2 separate regions of the Mus musculus genome follow, and region 2 is linked to region 1. A link is a loop called in an ENCODE intact Hi-C map of the cell type or tissue named here. Cell type or tissue: left cerebral cortex. All regions are shown on one strand. Each heading gives the region's core, and the rest is flanking DNA. Links, peaks and the distances in the headings are about the cores only. Region 1 has its middle 77 kb from the start of 4930595L18Rik. Region 2 overlaps Foxp1 (forkhead box P1).

Region 1 (4,000 bases), core at 1-4,000:
TTCAGAGCAACCTGAAGCATCTCTGCACTTGAATAATTACATCCTCACCTCATTTAAAAAAAAAAAAAAAAACGGACACACCCACGCACCAAATTGACAAGTCTGAGATATAAATCTAAAGTACTTGAAAGTACTTTTATTTCAAGGTGCATAAATCTTTCTAAGTCCATCAATTAATTTTATGTAGTTTTAATTACAGCTCCTAACCTCTGCAGTTATTACAGGGCTAGATGTTTCCTCTCATGTACACAGGGAACTGTGCGGGAAGATGGAAGCGCCTCTGCCCAGGCAAATGAAGAACAGTGGTCTCTTTAGGGCCTCCATCTTTGATATTTCCAGCTCAACCCCAGTTTCCTTCCTCAGTCTCTTTTTCTTAAAACTGGGAATTCAAGAGTTTCTGACTCGCCTCACAGGGATGTAAAAATTATTTTAGATTTACAAGCTTTCTGAAGATTAAAAAAAGCTCTTTATGTAAGTGCTAACTATTGCCTTCAGAACTAACCTATATTTTATGAAATATAATGGAGTCAATTATTTAAAAATGTAGACTAAAACTTGTCTACAGCTGACTAAAATGAAAAGAATTCAACTGTAAACCTTTTTAGGTGTGTGTGTTTTATAGAGCTCCTGAAACACATGCCATCTAAAAATCACAATAGCAGAATTTTTCTGAAACTTACCGCTGAATGGGAAAAGTCACTTATATGGGAAAAATTTGTCTTGCGTCTGTGAAAGCAAAATTACAACAGCTGCCAAAACATGAAAACTTCATCATCGTGGGGCAGAATGTTGAGAGGAACGCCAAGGAATTTATCGTTATTCAACATTTCAGGTAACATTCTCCTGTCGTCTCTTCTGGGAGGAGATTTTTTTTTCTTTTTTGCTCCTCACTCTGGAGAGGCGCGTCCACGTTTGCTGAGAGACACGCAGGAAATAATATAATGAAAGGTTCATATCATGTTTGACTCTGCTCAGCGAGTGAGCAGGCAGGCAACCCTGTAACCTTCAGATCCCTGCTCTGCGCTGCAACTCACAGAAGGACAGGTTGGCTGGAAAAGATGGGCGTGGCTTTCATCTTCACCAACCATGCAAAGCATCTGCCAGCCTTCTCCGTCCTTTGGGCTGAGGAGGCTTTGACACCCGGAAGTGAAACCAGGCAATTGAAATAAAAATGCTTTCTAAAATTTAGGATGATTACCCTTATTATTCGTTCCTGGTGAGCCTTTTAGTTTGTTAATGGCATACGTTTCATGTCATTTCCACTTTCCTAGTTAAACCACTGCCATTCCTCAGGCGTCCCATGTCAGACCATGCTATATCCACTTGAGAATGTCGGACCATGCTATTCACTTGAGAATGTTTGCCTTGTCAAGAAAGAATGGGAATGCCTGAGTTGTCTGATGCAATACTATTCATTTTACTCTCTAGCACATTGGCCTTATTTTAGTTTGGGTTCCTCAGACGTGGACACCAAGTCAGGGACTCAGTGGGAGTGTTGTACTCTAGAGCTAGACCCAGGAAACAGGGTAGGGAGGGGGCCGTATGAAGGAGGAAAGGAAGAGGAAGCAGACAGCAAAGGATGTGGCTCTAGCCATTACCACTGGGGTGTGTATTTCTACTGGGGACGTCCTAGAATTAGTAGCATACTGAGGCCTGGAGTTACTCTACCAGGAGAACAGAGAGGTAGATTATTATAGCATTTGACAGCCAGAGAAATGCTGGGGTAACGGGGTAGTCTTTGCTGACATGTCCAGGGACAAACAGAGAGGTGAGCTCTGATGGGGGTCCAGGGAGAAGAACTGAGATTAGCTGATGTAAAATAATTAAACACATGGGGGTCTTCACACACTCTCTTTATCCACAATGTATGTAGATACAAAAAAAGGGGACATGTTAAAATATTTTTTAAAAAAAGTAAGCAATTTCAGTTACAAAAATCTTGAAATGCATTCATGGGTCCCAGATTACAAATACTCAGTGATTTGAGGACAGGTTACACTGAATTCTTGTTAAATTCTTACGGAACTTATGGTCCCAAAAAGGTTATAAATAGAACCTCATACACACAATAGCCACATACGCAGAAAAGACGTGAATATGGTATGATCAAATGATTAGGACACAGCAGATAAATGAAGGAGCCAAGCAAGTGCCATGGTGATGCCAGGCACTTTGTATAACACAGAGTACTGAGAGAGGCTGTAGCTTACAGCATGCACAGCTATCAGAGCTGAGGGGCTGTTTGCCTTCCCATCGTTAGGAAGACTGTGGTGTCAGGACATTGGCTGGCAATTGAAAAGGAAAAAGGGAAAGGATGGACCATCTAGTGACTGCCATATGCAGGGATCCATCCCATAATCAGCTTCCAAATGCTGACACCATTGCATACACTAGCAAGATTTCGCTGAAAGGACCCAGATATAGCTCTCTCTTGTGAGACTATGCCAGGGCCTAGCAAACACAGAAGTGGATGATCACAGTCAGCTATTGGATAGGTCACACGGCCCCTAATGGAGGAGCTAGAGAAAGTACCCAAGGAACTACAGGGAACTGCAACCCTATAGGTGGAACACAATATGAACTAACCAGTACCCCGGAGCTCTTGTCTTTAGCTGCATATGTATCAAAAGATGGCCTAGTCGGTCATCACTGCAAAGAGAGGCCCATTGGACTTGCAAACTTTATATGCCCCAGTACAGGGGAACACCAGGGCCAAAAAGGGGGAGTGGGTGGGTAGGGGATTGGGGGGGGTGGGTATGGGGGACCTTTGGGATAGCATTGAAAATGTAAACGAGGAAAATACCTAATTAAAAAAAAAAAAGGAAAAAGGGAAGGCAAGGCACCCACCTTAGATTTAGGGGAGTTGGTTTCTAAAATAATTTTCTACTTCTTTTTTCCTATCTTTTTTTCTTTCTTGACCTCCTCCTCCTTCTCCCTCTCCCTCCTTCCCTCTTCCTCTTCCTCTTCCCTTCTGCCCCCCCCCCACATCCTACCATGTGTGTCCTGAAGAGAAGGGAATATGAAAAATGGGACACCCATTGCTAGAAAGAACCTGTGCCTCATGCCTAAAAGGTACAGAAAGAGAACTTTTGAAAATAGATACTTTTTCCATTTCTTTTGCTGGAAACCAAAATGAGCACCTCTGAGACATACCCAATCAAATGCCTCCTCTGTTTCCACATCCTTTGCACGGCATCTGGAGTGGGCTGGACCATGGTTTTCATACGGGAGAGCACATAGAATGCCCAGGGAGTGTGTTTGTGACGGTTGCTAGACTCTGTTCTAGAGATTGACAAGTTTTGATGGATAATTCTTATTCAGAAGTTCCCACGTAAGGATGTGCTTGGGTTTGTAATTCAGTCTGGGCTCAAAAGAACAAAGGAATCCTGGAGCAACCTTGCTGGAGCAGACCCAGGTAGGTGAACAGCTCCTTTCCTTAGTGCAGGATTTGCAATGTTCCTAATTTAAAGGTACAAAATTAATGATGCCCCAGCATCCCAAATGCTTTACCACAAGGCAACATTCTCATACCAGGAAGCACTGTTTCATGCATGAAAAAGTTCAATCACTTTATAAAATGGAGGCTGGGACATCTCTGCTGTCCTTCCTAAAGCGAGGCAGAAGCGTGTAAGTGTTCTCTAATGACACAGGCTCATCTCAATGACCATCCATGACAAGACATTAACTTGAATATATCATTTTGCTGCTGTTAATCATGTCTGTAGCTCCGTCCTTGTCCCCCTCACACCTTGCTGTCTCCATCTTCCACTTTTAATTTTCAATGATTAATGTGATGCATTGGAATTGATCACAGTTCTTCCATGGTCTGGCTCTGGAATAAATTGACTCAGGAAGCTCGGATTGCTGTCTAAGATACTCTAGAACCCTTTGCCTGAGACTCATGGTTGAAGCTGCTATTCCATAGCAGAGCTATCGGATGCATGCTGCTCTTAGAAGCCCTCCTAGAGCCCATGGTACCATGACATTGATTTTTGTCTTC
Region 2 (10,059 bases), core at 2,936-6,935, 310 kb before region 1:
TTATTAAAAACATGCAGAGCAGCCACGCCTACTGCACACCTCTCAATGCAGCTTTACAGGTAAGATTAACGGCCATCCCCCAGCCGCAGCGCAGACACAGGGCTCCCCCACTCATTTCAAAATATATTAGCCTCGCTCTAATTAGATATTAAATTTTAATTCCGTTAAACTTTTTTCTTAAGTGCACAAAGCATCGTTCTCCCCGGAGGCAAACACATCGGGCTGCTTCAGCAGGAGCAGGATGCTCAGCATTTTGAATATTGTGGCAAAAAAAAAATTAAAAGTTCACTTATTAATATTTATCAGCAGTATCATAATTTCCATCCTCTTATTTCAGAATTTCACTTGAGGCAAAAATACCACAAGTGTAATTACTCTAGCACAGCTATTAATGTGCTGGATGACAGGGCCAGCATGTCACATGACCTTCCATTGTTCCCAGGTTTAAAGAGAAAGTGGGGCTTTATTAAAGTCCATTCCAACACCTTTTCTTTCTATGGGGGTGGGGCCTGGGTTTGTTTTCTCCCTTGTAAAGTCAACCATCTAGACAACAGAAAGCATAAGAAAAGTGGAAGTGGCCATCCAGTTGTTCAGGAAAACCTAACCATCGTAGACTGGAGTTTCCTACTGACTGGTAAATCACACACTACCTCAGCGAGAGAATCTTAGAAGGGGTGAGCGACAGGAGGAACAATCTGTGTGTCCAGCCAGGCTTTAGGTTTCTTGTTCCTCATGGTTACCACACCACCTACTGATTTCTAAAATTAATGGGGTATCTGGTATTGCTTCTTTTAAATACCTGACGCCATCCTCAGGTCTCCCATAAGAGCTCAGACAGCCACTGTTAGTCTTTTGGGCTTTGGGTTTTTTGTTTGTTTGTTTTGGTTTTGGTTTTTTAACCCACCTTTATTAGTCTAGAAGACATACCTAAAAGAGTTTTGAAACATTTGCATTACGTACTCTGTAGACAAATCAAACGTTAGTTATCACACACCCCCCCCAGCACTGTTGAGTGTGACTACTGTAGCACCCCTGAACTGGTTGTTGGATTCTGTGATACCTCTGGCTGTTCTGAGGGACCATAACATGACAAGTGAAGGCAGACACAGAGAAACAAATGCCCCCAAAAGGGATGGCAGTGGGAAGAAGGCTTGGAGCGCGTGGCATGATGGGAACTAGATGGGGGAGGGGAGGCAGTGACAGCAGCCCGATTCTCACCACTTGCTAAGCAAATATTGACTGAGCCCCTATTCTGTGTGCCTGTCTTCCCAGCTCACCCAGCGCATCCTGGGGCTCCTTGTGGATAACACGCCCCTGACACAGTTGAACGCAGACTCGCTCAACTGAGCATCTCAGTAATTCTATTTATTTCTTCTTAGCATGAGCTAAATTTACTGGGAGAAACTACTCTCTGCGTTTCTTTTAATTACTCGTAGTTTACACAGTTACTTCACAAGAGTAAATGAAAGCCGGCTTATACCCTGCCACTGTAAATACCATGCATTAGTAACTTATTTTCCCTGGAGTCTTGTGAAGTATGAATTTAAAGGCAGCTCTATCTGGAATGGTATTAAAATTACAAGCACATTTTACATTGGATTCCCTTTACTATGTGACTAATTTCAATTAGCGTGCTGTATCGTTACAGATGCGTTCACGCTTCATCTCTGAGACTTTTGTTTTCCTACCCCTCTCCACGCTTCTGTGTTTCCCCTACTCGCCCAAAACCAGCCCGCGGCTTTCCAGGAACAATTTAAGGAGTATCTCCTTTGCCCCTCCTCTTGAATTTGGATTCCCCACCAGTAGACAGCCAGTCATACAAGACAGCTTCCTGCCATGCAAATTAAATAAAGATCCCACCAGCAGGGCCTTCCCTTTCTTTATCACCCACTTCCATTTTTCAAGGCAAGTAAAAATAACAGCGCAACAATATCATCTTAAAAAAAATTACTAGAGCGACATAACGGCGTGATATACAATTTATAAAATAGGACAGCAGAATCTACTACAGAAATAAAACATGGGGCTCGGGACAGATTGCATTATGCTCTGAAAAAGTGAGGTAACTAAGGGTAACCATAAAGCTTCGTATTTATAGACTGCCTTTTCCCCGGGGAGCGCAGAGCAGTTAACATTCCAAAAGCCTCGGTACTTAGGGACCCAAAGCGTGCCATCACTTGAGAACCTCTGTGTTGCGGGTAGAGGTGCTAGTTTGATATGAAGCCACACACTGTGCCCAGGATCATTTCTATCATTAAGTCTATTATAAACATGGTGGCACATCTGCTCCTAGGAGCATCAGCTACAGGAAGGACCTGTTTGAAGGTGATAATTTGGGGGCTGCTCTGATCCTTCACTCTGCAAAGGACTACTCAAGAGACACGGCAGTGACCCAGGTCTCAGGATCTTACTGTAGCCCAGTGGCTACTGTTTTGTTTAAAGGAACAAGACTGGTTCTCTGTACGTATTATATTATAATACCTCTTATATTATGTCTGAGAGGAAAGGGACCAAGACAAGGGTTTACTCATCATACTTGGAAAATCAGAAAGAATAAGCAGATACTTGCTCATCTTAATAGGCAGTCCTAGAACTGTTTCCTACAAGTCAGTCAGGGGCTTCGGAATCCAATAAAATACTGTGGTAGCCTCGGTTCCAGCCTCAGTTCCATCTTGACTCTTGAACAGCGCAGTTGTCCCGTGGAAGCAGATTCCCATGGTACATCCACAGTGAGAGGGCCACTCAGCTGGCAGTCCAAGCAGAACTTACATGGCAGGGAAATGTGACCACTGTGTGGTCCCACATAAGGCAGCTGAAGATGGCAGCCTAGCTGCAGCTGCCAGTAATATTACTGTGCCAACTTCCCTGCTCAGAAAGAATAGAAATGCCTTATTGCAATTATAAAAGATGCATTCAGAAAGTGCTGGATGCAAACAGATGATCTGATAAACCATCGAGGAGTGGGAAATGGTCACTGTACTGGGAAATCATGAGGTGCCACCCCCACCCCACCCCCTTTACTTTTAAAAAAGGAAGCAGGTGATTCCATAGGGGAAAGAGGGAGCTGCCGAGAGCATGCTCAGGGCATCTCTCTGGGAAGTACTTCAGACACTGGGTCTATCCAGGGAGCAAGCCTGCAGCTGACTAACAAGCAGACTCCCCGCAGCCCAGCTTCTCTCCTCCTCTCCCTTTGTTTCTGGCTCATACCTTCTCTTTGGTGCCAGCTTTTCTAGAATAGTTAGGACTCTTCCATGACGGGCCAACTGAAGCCACTCTGCCAGATTGTCTTGTGATCATACTCTCTCTCATTAGGATGGAAAACCAGGCATAGTGTAGTCTGCAAGAAGACAATTTTGATAAATCTTCATCTAATTACAGCTGCCTCTTTTCCCAAGTCTGTCCTCTTGAATAATAAAATGAAAAGTCACTTGGGCACACTCCCTGCACAAGTGAAAACAAATGGGGTTTCTTCAGTCCGGTGGTATTGTGACAACTGTCCACAATGCACACAGGGTGGCCATCACGCTTACGTCGGGATGACAGAAAACGAAGAGTATTCTACCAGACTTTAGTTTGGAGTGGGTTTTATTGGAGTTGGGGGGCGGTTTACATACTTTTTTTGCTGGCACTCATTTGGAATGGGATGGCTTTGTCACCTTTAATATGGATATACTTAGTCATAAAGGAAATAAGATTTAGCCTCCCCCCCCCCTTTTTTTCCTTCCTTCCTTCCTGGAGAGTTTTCTACACATCCAGACTTCTGCATGACTAGTCTGAGGCTGAGAGATTGTGTGATGTTACCATCGTCTGGTTATGTCAGCCTTCACTCAGCAGGTTCAAAAAAAAAAAATCATTAAAATGGGAATGGTGGGGGAGAAACAATGATTCCTGTTCCTCCTTTCCTCTGAGTGCTTATGGAAGTTCTCATAACTTTTGAGCCGTGTGGCCATATAATCTGATCAGATCCCAGCTACCCAATAGAGAACTCATCAAAATGGATAAAGAAATGAAAATCCCATTGTATTTCATACTCAGTTCCTCTCAAAAAAAAAAAAAAGTCAGTGGCTGTACACCTCATTTTAGAAACCTTTGTCTAAACCATATGACTCCAGCAGGCAGGAGCCAGCAGGCAGCTTCACCTGTAGACTCACCGGTGCCCAGATAGCTTAACCAAATGAAGCTCAAGGCCCCTAAAGCAAAATCCTACAGCACTTGGAAATTGTCAGCCACAGTACAGTGCGAACTTGAACCAAAAAGCTATCGAAGACACCACATATCCATAGCTTTCTTGACTGGCCTCCCCTACTGCTTCATTTGATTTCTCTTGGTTGATGCAGGCTTCCATGGCTGAGAATAGTATACCTCTGTACACTACCGCTTCCATGGGAAATCCCACTCTGGGCAGCCTGGCCAGTGCCATCCGGGAGGAGCTGAACGGGGCCATGGAGCACACCAACAGCAACGAGAGTGACAGCAGTCCAGGCAGATCCCCTATGCAAGCTGTGTGAGTATTGTCTACCCAAAGCTCTCTGTCACCTGACCTCAGTCTCCCGGCTCTTCTCTGGCCCTTCTGGGCACCTTTCCTATCATTTCCGATTTCTTAGGAGCCCTGGAGTCACATGTTGGTGCATACAAGGACTAGTTAGTAATTTTCTCGTAGAAGCAATTGGCTTCATCCACGGTAAGTGCACACAGCAAGAAAATGAGAAGTCTCCTCCATTTTGGGTCTCAGACCATTACTTAATTCACACTGTGATTTTCCTCCTAAAATCACTATACACCTCTTCGAGAAAGCTCACGGTGTGTCCAGCTTCCCGGCAAAGCCAACCAAGCCTGTAAGGAAGCTTGTTTACTTGCTCACGCACTCAGTTTAACCACTTGAGCTCGCCGCAGCATTATTACCAAGCATTAATGATGGCACAAATGAAAGGTGGCATGATTTATAGATTGCTCTTAAAATATCAAAAGGAAAATTAATAGGAGCATTACAGCAGCAGACGGCGGGATAATGAGAGCACATATAACTGAATGAAGCAGTGGGCCATGGTTGCCTGGGATGAATGTGAATGGTAGGTACCAGAGCCACACTAACCTCAGGGAGGCCACCGAGTTGAAACTCGCCCCTTTGTGGCCCCTGCTTCAGAAGAGACACCATGTGATTCCAGATGCTTCAGTGCGCAGTGAACCCAGCTGCGAAGGACCGTCTTCCTTTCAGGGACTCTCTCCAAAACCATAGCCCACTTGAAGTGACTAAACCAATTCAGTGTTTCCACCACTGTCCGCTCCAAGAATAGGCTGCTTGTCTGCACATTCTTTGTGGATTACTGACCAACATCTTATTTTAGGAAATTTGCGTGATGGGGATGGAAAATGTGACCTTTAACAAGTACGGAGAGAATGAACTGGCGTCTAGCGACAAAGGGGGGCAGGGGGATAAATGGGTTCTTCCAGCATGGTGGGCAAACCTGAAGTTTTACTTTCTAGCATTTTAATCCCATGCCCTGGGTGCTCGGAGAGGGGTCTTTAGAGGTAGAAGCGATGGTTTGCGACTTGTGGGCAGAGTCCCCCGAAAATGACACACCAGCATTTTAGGCAAGTGTATGATGCCTTCCCCACGATTGGCACAGAATTTCATCTCCCCTACAGCAAGCTGCTGTTTCTCTGACTCTTTTGTTGCCTCACTGATACTCACCGTGGTGGTGATGTTGTATGTCAGCATCCAGGAAGTTCAGAGCAAACTGTGAGTTGGTAATGTAAGTCACTCCCAGATATTCCCATTGAGAAAGGATATGTGATGTTACCCAGTGGAAGGCACAGTGTTTTCTTAGAGTTCCAACTCCAAGGTATAGTACCTATCTACCTTCCTATCAGTAGAAAAAGTAAATAAAAATTAATTAATTAATTAATTAATTAATTAATTAAAAAGGCCCCCACAGAGAAGCCTCTCAATGAGGGAAGTTCATTTGCTTACCAGGACTGAGCAAACTGCAGACGTAGCAAACATGCAGCCACCATCTTAATGTGCAGCAAAGCAAAAGCCTCACAGCTCGAGGGACAGAAAAAGAGCCCCGAGTGGAGCTATCAGGACGTGATGCCCACACGGCAGGTTTGCGCCCCGTGCCCTGAGGTCCCCTGTGCCGACAACAGCCTCCCTGTGTAGTCAGTACAGCAGCCAGTTAGTCTCACTGACCCCCTTGCTTCCACTAAGTGAGTCTATAATGAGAGATTTCATTCTTGTCCAGCGTGCATTACCCTGCTAGGATGCAAATTGTTTTTTAACCGTTCCAGTCTATTGAAATAAATCAACCCATAAACTTTACAACAAGGCTTACAAGCCACTGTGAGGACGCTGGCCCGCCCGGCACAGAGGCAGCCTTGTGATACAGCGCTCTGCTCTTCACACAAACCACGGTATCGCCTTTCTCTTTCAAAAAGAGAAGAAGGTAGTCGCATAATGACGGTTTGCGGGCAGTGTACTTTCATTCTGGTAGGACCTGAAGGGCCACCACACCAAAGGCCCTGTGCTGTGTGTGTACCCTGAACAGGATCACAATGCCTTTAAAGACTAGTCAGCTATAGTTAAAAATCTCATGTGTTCCCAGAATGGCTTTACAAAAGGACTACTCAGATGTAAGCGGAACAGAGAGATGGTTTGGGCCCCATTATCTGTTAGGAGCCTTTTTGGAAATAGTGGATGCTGGAGAGAAAGGGTGGGTCTGGTGGGGGAAGGCTCAAGAGGGGCACCCATTGTACTGTAGACGGTACACTGAGTATATGCCCAGTGGGGGGGGGGGAAGCCTTTTACAGTGTTCATCTTACAGGAAAGGTCGAAGAATCCTTGCTGTCATGCTGGTGTGGGTTTTCAGGTTGTCACAGTAGATCTAGTTGGTGGCATTGCCTTCCATTTGATGAGAGGCACTGGGATAGACTGTAGATGCAGCAGCACCAGCACCTATGTTTGGGGACAGTGAATATGCAGTGCATTCCGGAGACAACAAACTAGTCTCTGGTGTTGGGGACTCTCTTTGGGGGAACCGTCAGTTGGTCTGTCATTTGGAGCTGGATCTGGAAAGCAGCGATTTACAGTTGCAAAGCAAGAACTTAACCTGAAGACGAGTCTGCTTTCTCTAGGGTTTCTGAGCCTTCCCGCCAAGGCTTTGTGTAACACCATCAGATTGCACCCTGCGAACCAGAGATTAAGTACTAAGTATGATAGCTTTCAAACATCGAAGCACAAAAGTGTTACTCTGGAAAAAAAATAGCAGTTGACCCTCAGTAACTGATTAAAACTAATTTTTTTTTAAAGGGCAAATTCCTGTTGCTGGATATTACTCCACCCACTTTGTTGGTGGTGACTGACAAAGTCACTGTTCTCACTAGTGAAATCAGGAGGCAGACACAGAACTCCACGGTGGTCAGTAAAGCTAGGGGTGCAGGGCAAGGTACCTCGGACTCACACCCCCCCCCACACACAAACACCTGCTCGAGAGGCCACAGGCTGTGTTTCTGAATTAACGCTGGGGACACTGAGATCGAGTCTCACTTGATAGAGCCTCTCTGCAAATTAATATCCCAATAAATCAGGAGAACCATAAAGATGTTTTGGCCTCTGCTCCAACAGTTCCATTCTTAGACATTTATCCCAAGGAGGTAAATCAACAGGAGGAGAAAGATTAATGGCTAGCAGTGGTTTACTGTACTATGCAAACAGTGGAGGGAAGGAGGGTGATTAGAGAACGCCAGCTGTAAAGGTACTGACCTATCAACAGAAGGAATCACACAGAGCCACAAAAACAGTAATGGAAAAGCCAAAAAAAGAAAAAGCTGTAAAGTACGTTCTTCAGAGGGAGAAGCAAGCACTCACTGTGACCCGAGCTGACTGCACAGGCATGGGGACACGTCCATTTACATTGGTGCCCCACGCCTGGAAGGACACTGCACTTGTTCACGGTCACGTGTTCGATTTTTTTCTTAAAAGTTGTGAATATTTTTCATTCAGGGGTTCTACAAGCTATATAGCGAGGCCTGGGCCTTATTTCAGAAACAAGGATGACCACACTAGTAAAAACTTGAAGAAGCTGGAACCCACATATAAAATGTACTGGGAGGCTTGGGTTTGTTTTGCAAATGGTTTTTAAGAATGTGGGCATAATTGTTTAAAGCTATTTATCTGACATCTAGCCCCCCAAGACTCCCTCTATGCTGTGCTAATTTTAGTGTCAATTGATCTTGAAGGTTCTTGTCTTCCAGAGCAGCCCAAAGTGTGCCTCTGTTTGTTTTTAAATGGTTCCAGGCGCCTTTGGGGCCCCGAATACAGCATCAATTATTTAGGAAGCCAGCCATCCCCAGTACCACCTCTTATTACTAATACTTGATAATGTCCATTATAAGTCCCTCCCACTCGCAGCCTGTCTGGGAGATGTGTGCATTTTAACTTGAATGGTTCTTTTACATATCAAAAGCCCCCTGCAACAGAAAGTCATTTGTATTGGCAAAAGATCAGTTGTAAATATGATTTACGAACAGCTTTTCGCAGTTGTTATCAGAGTGGTTTTGTGTGATCGAGCCAGCCCTCTCTAGATGAACCGAGCCCCCAATCCATAATGAGAAAGTTGGCAGCTCTCAAGGTAGTGAGAGTGTCCCAGTGGCGGCTACCAGCCGGGCCTCATGTTTTGCCTTGTTTACAGCTGACAGCGTTATTATTCTGATTGGGGCTCTGCTCTCTTATCATATTGCTGTGTTGAGCAAGCCTTTTCCTCTCCGTTTGTGTTTCCTGGCAGGGCTTTTCTTGCCTTATTGACAGTTTGTAAAAATATGCATTAATTTGGAGCTTCAAGCATGTATCATGGTGTCTCTTTGCTGTGTTTGCTTGAAGTTGATTAATGATAGAGCCTCGCTTGGGGTCGTCCTCTGGAGGGTTCTTTCACAGGTTCTGCATGTTAACTAGCAAAACAGAACACACAGCAAGCCATGATTAGCCCAGCCTCCTGTACTCAGTGGTCCCCACGAACCACTGCCGTATTACAGATTCTCATTTCACATAATTATTTGCAGGGTGGCATTCGTCCACCCAGGATGTCACTACGGGGCCTGTTATTTGGTACTCCAAAGGACGGTCCTGGGACCAGCCCCATCACCTGGAATCTCTTAGAAATGCACAGTCTGAGCTCCATACACTGTACTGTCACAAGGGCCTTGGGTAACTTGTGTGTCCTGAAAAGCAAGAGAAATGATTTCCATAGAGAGTTTATTCTAAAGCAGCATCCAAGACTCTTACCAATGCAGCTAATACACCGAGCAGTACAGAAGCCCCTGGCCTCATATGGCCCCTAACCCCTTGGGCTGCAGGCAGTGAAAATGTCCAGCAGTCATAGGAAGTTTCCCACCGTCTTTGAAAAACTTGGTTTTGGCTGTGGTTGTGGCCAAGGTTACCCTGCCTCCACTGGGCGGCATCTCTGTAGCACCTCTTGTAGGTTGCTCCAACACCAGCGTCAGGGCAATCCGGGTGTTCCCCTAAGCCTGTTTCTCTCTCTTTCTCTGTAGGCACCCCATACACGTCAAAGAAGAACCCCTCGACCCCGAGGAAGCTGAAGGCCCTCTGTCCTTAGTGACAACAGCCAACCACAGTCCAGATTTTGACCATGACAGAGATTACGAAGACGAACCAGTAAATGAGGACATGGAGTGAACCTCTGGGCGGGCCGACCCCCGAGACCGAAGATTGGGGAAAAAAAAGCAAAACAAATTTAAAAAAAAAATAAAAAAAGAAAGAAAGGAAAAGAAAAGAAACCACGTCAAAAGTTAGCAGTGAAACCCGCCCTCCGTTTCTTGTACAGTCTGGAGGATTTTCGCTACATTTTGACAACTCTGAAACGTGTTAACTCTTAGTGCCATCAAGAATCCCATTTGGGAGTATTTTTGATTTTTCTACTTTTTGTTGACAAAAGGGATTTGTACTCTGTGCATTGGATGGACCTGTTTGGTACTTGGGATTTTCCTCTTTGAGTCAACATCAGTGTTGTAAATTCGATAAACGGATTCACTTTTAGCAGCAGACTT

What was found. A loop is a pair of places that touch in the nucleus more often than their neighbours do. Peaks named below come from ENCODE experiments on the same cell type or tissue, not always from the same donor. Only the 100,000 strongest peaks of a DNase experiment are listed, where the experiment ranks them.
Region 2: a loop joins it to region 1, with 2.3 times the contacts of the local background. A loop is called at or near these places in 3 of 42 quality-filtered maps.

Annotation. Positions count from the first base shown.
Region 1 is chr6:98,627,415-98,631,414 of GRCm38, reverse strand. No RefSeq gene overlaps it. Among named protein-coding and RNA genes, the nearest start is that of 4930595L18Rik, 77 kb to the right of the region's middle. In left cerebral cortex, for the core only: a CTCF peak has its summit at 1,582; no DNase peak of the experiment used is centred there.
Region 2 is chr6:98,929,719-98,939,777 of GRCm38, reverse strand. It overlaps Foxp1 (forkhead box P1), which reads left to right. Exons shown (of 19, transcript NM_053202.2): 17 at 1-59; 18 at 4,338-4,504; 19 at 9,544-10,059. The coding sequence ends at 9,688. Among named protein-coding and RNA genes, the nearest start is that of Gm38865, 190 kb to the left of the region's middle. In left cerebral cortex, for the core only: no CTCF peak of the experiment used is centred there; DNase peaks (open chromatin) are centred at 3,184 and 5,282; H3K27ac peaks cover 293 bases.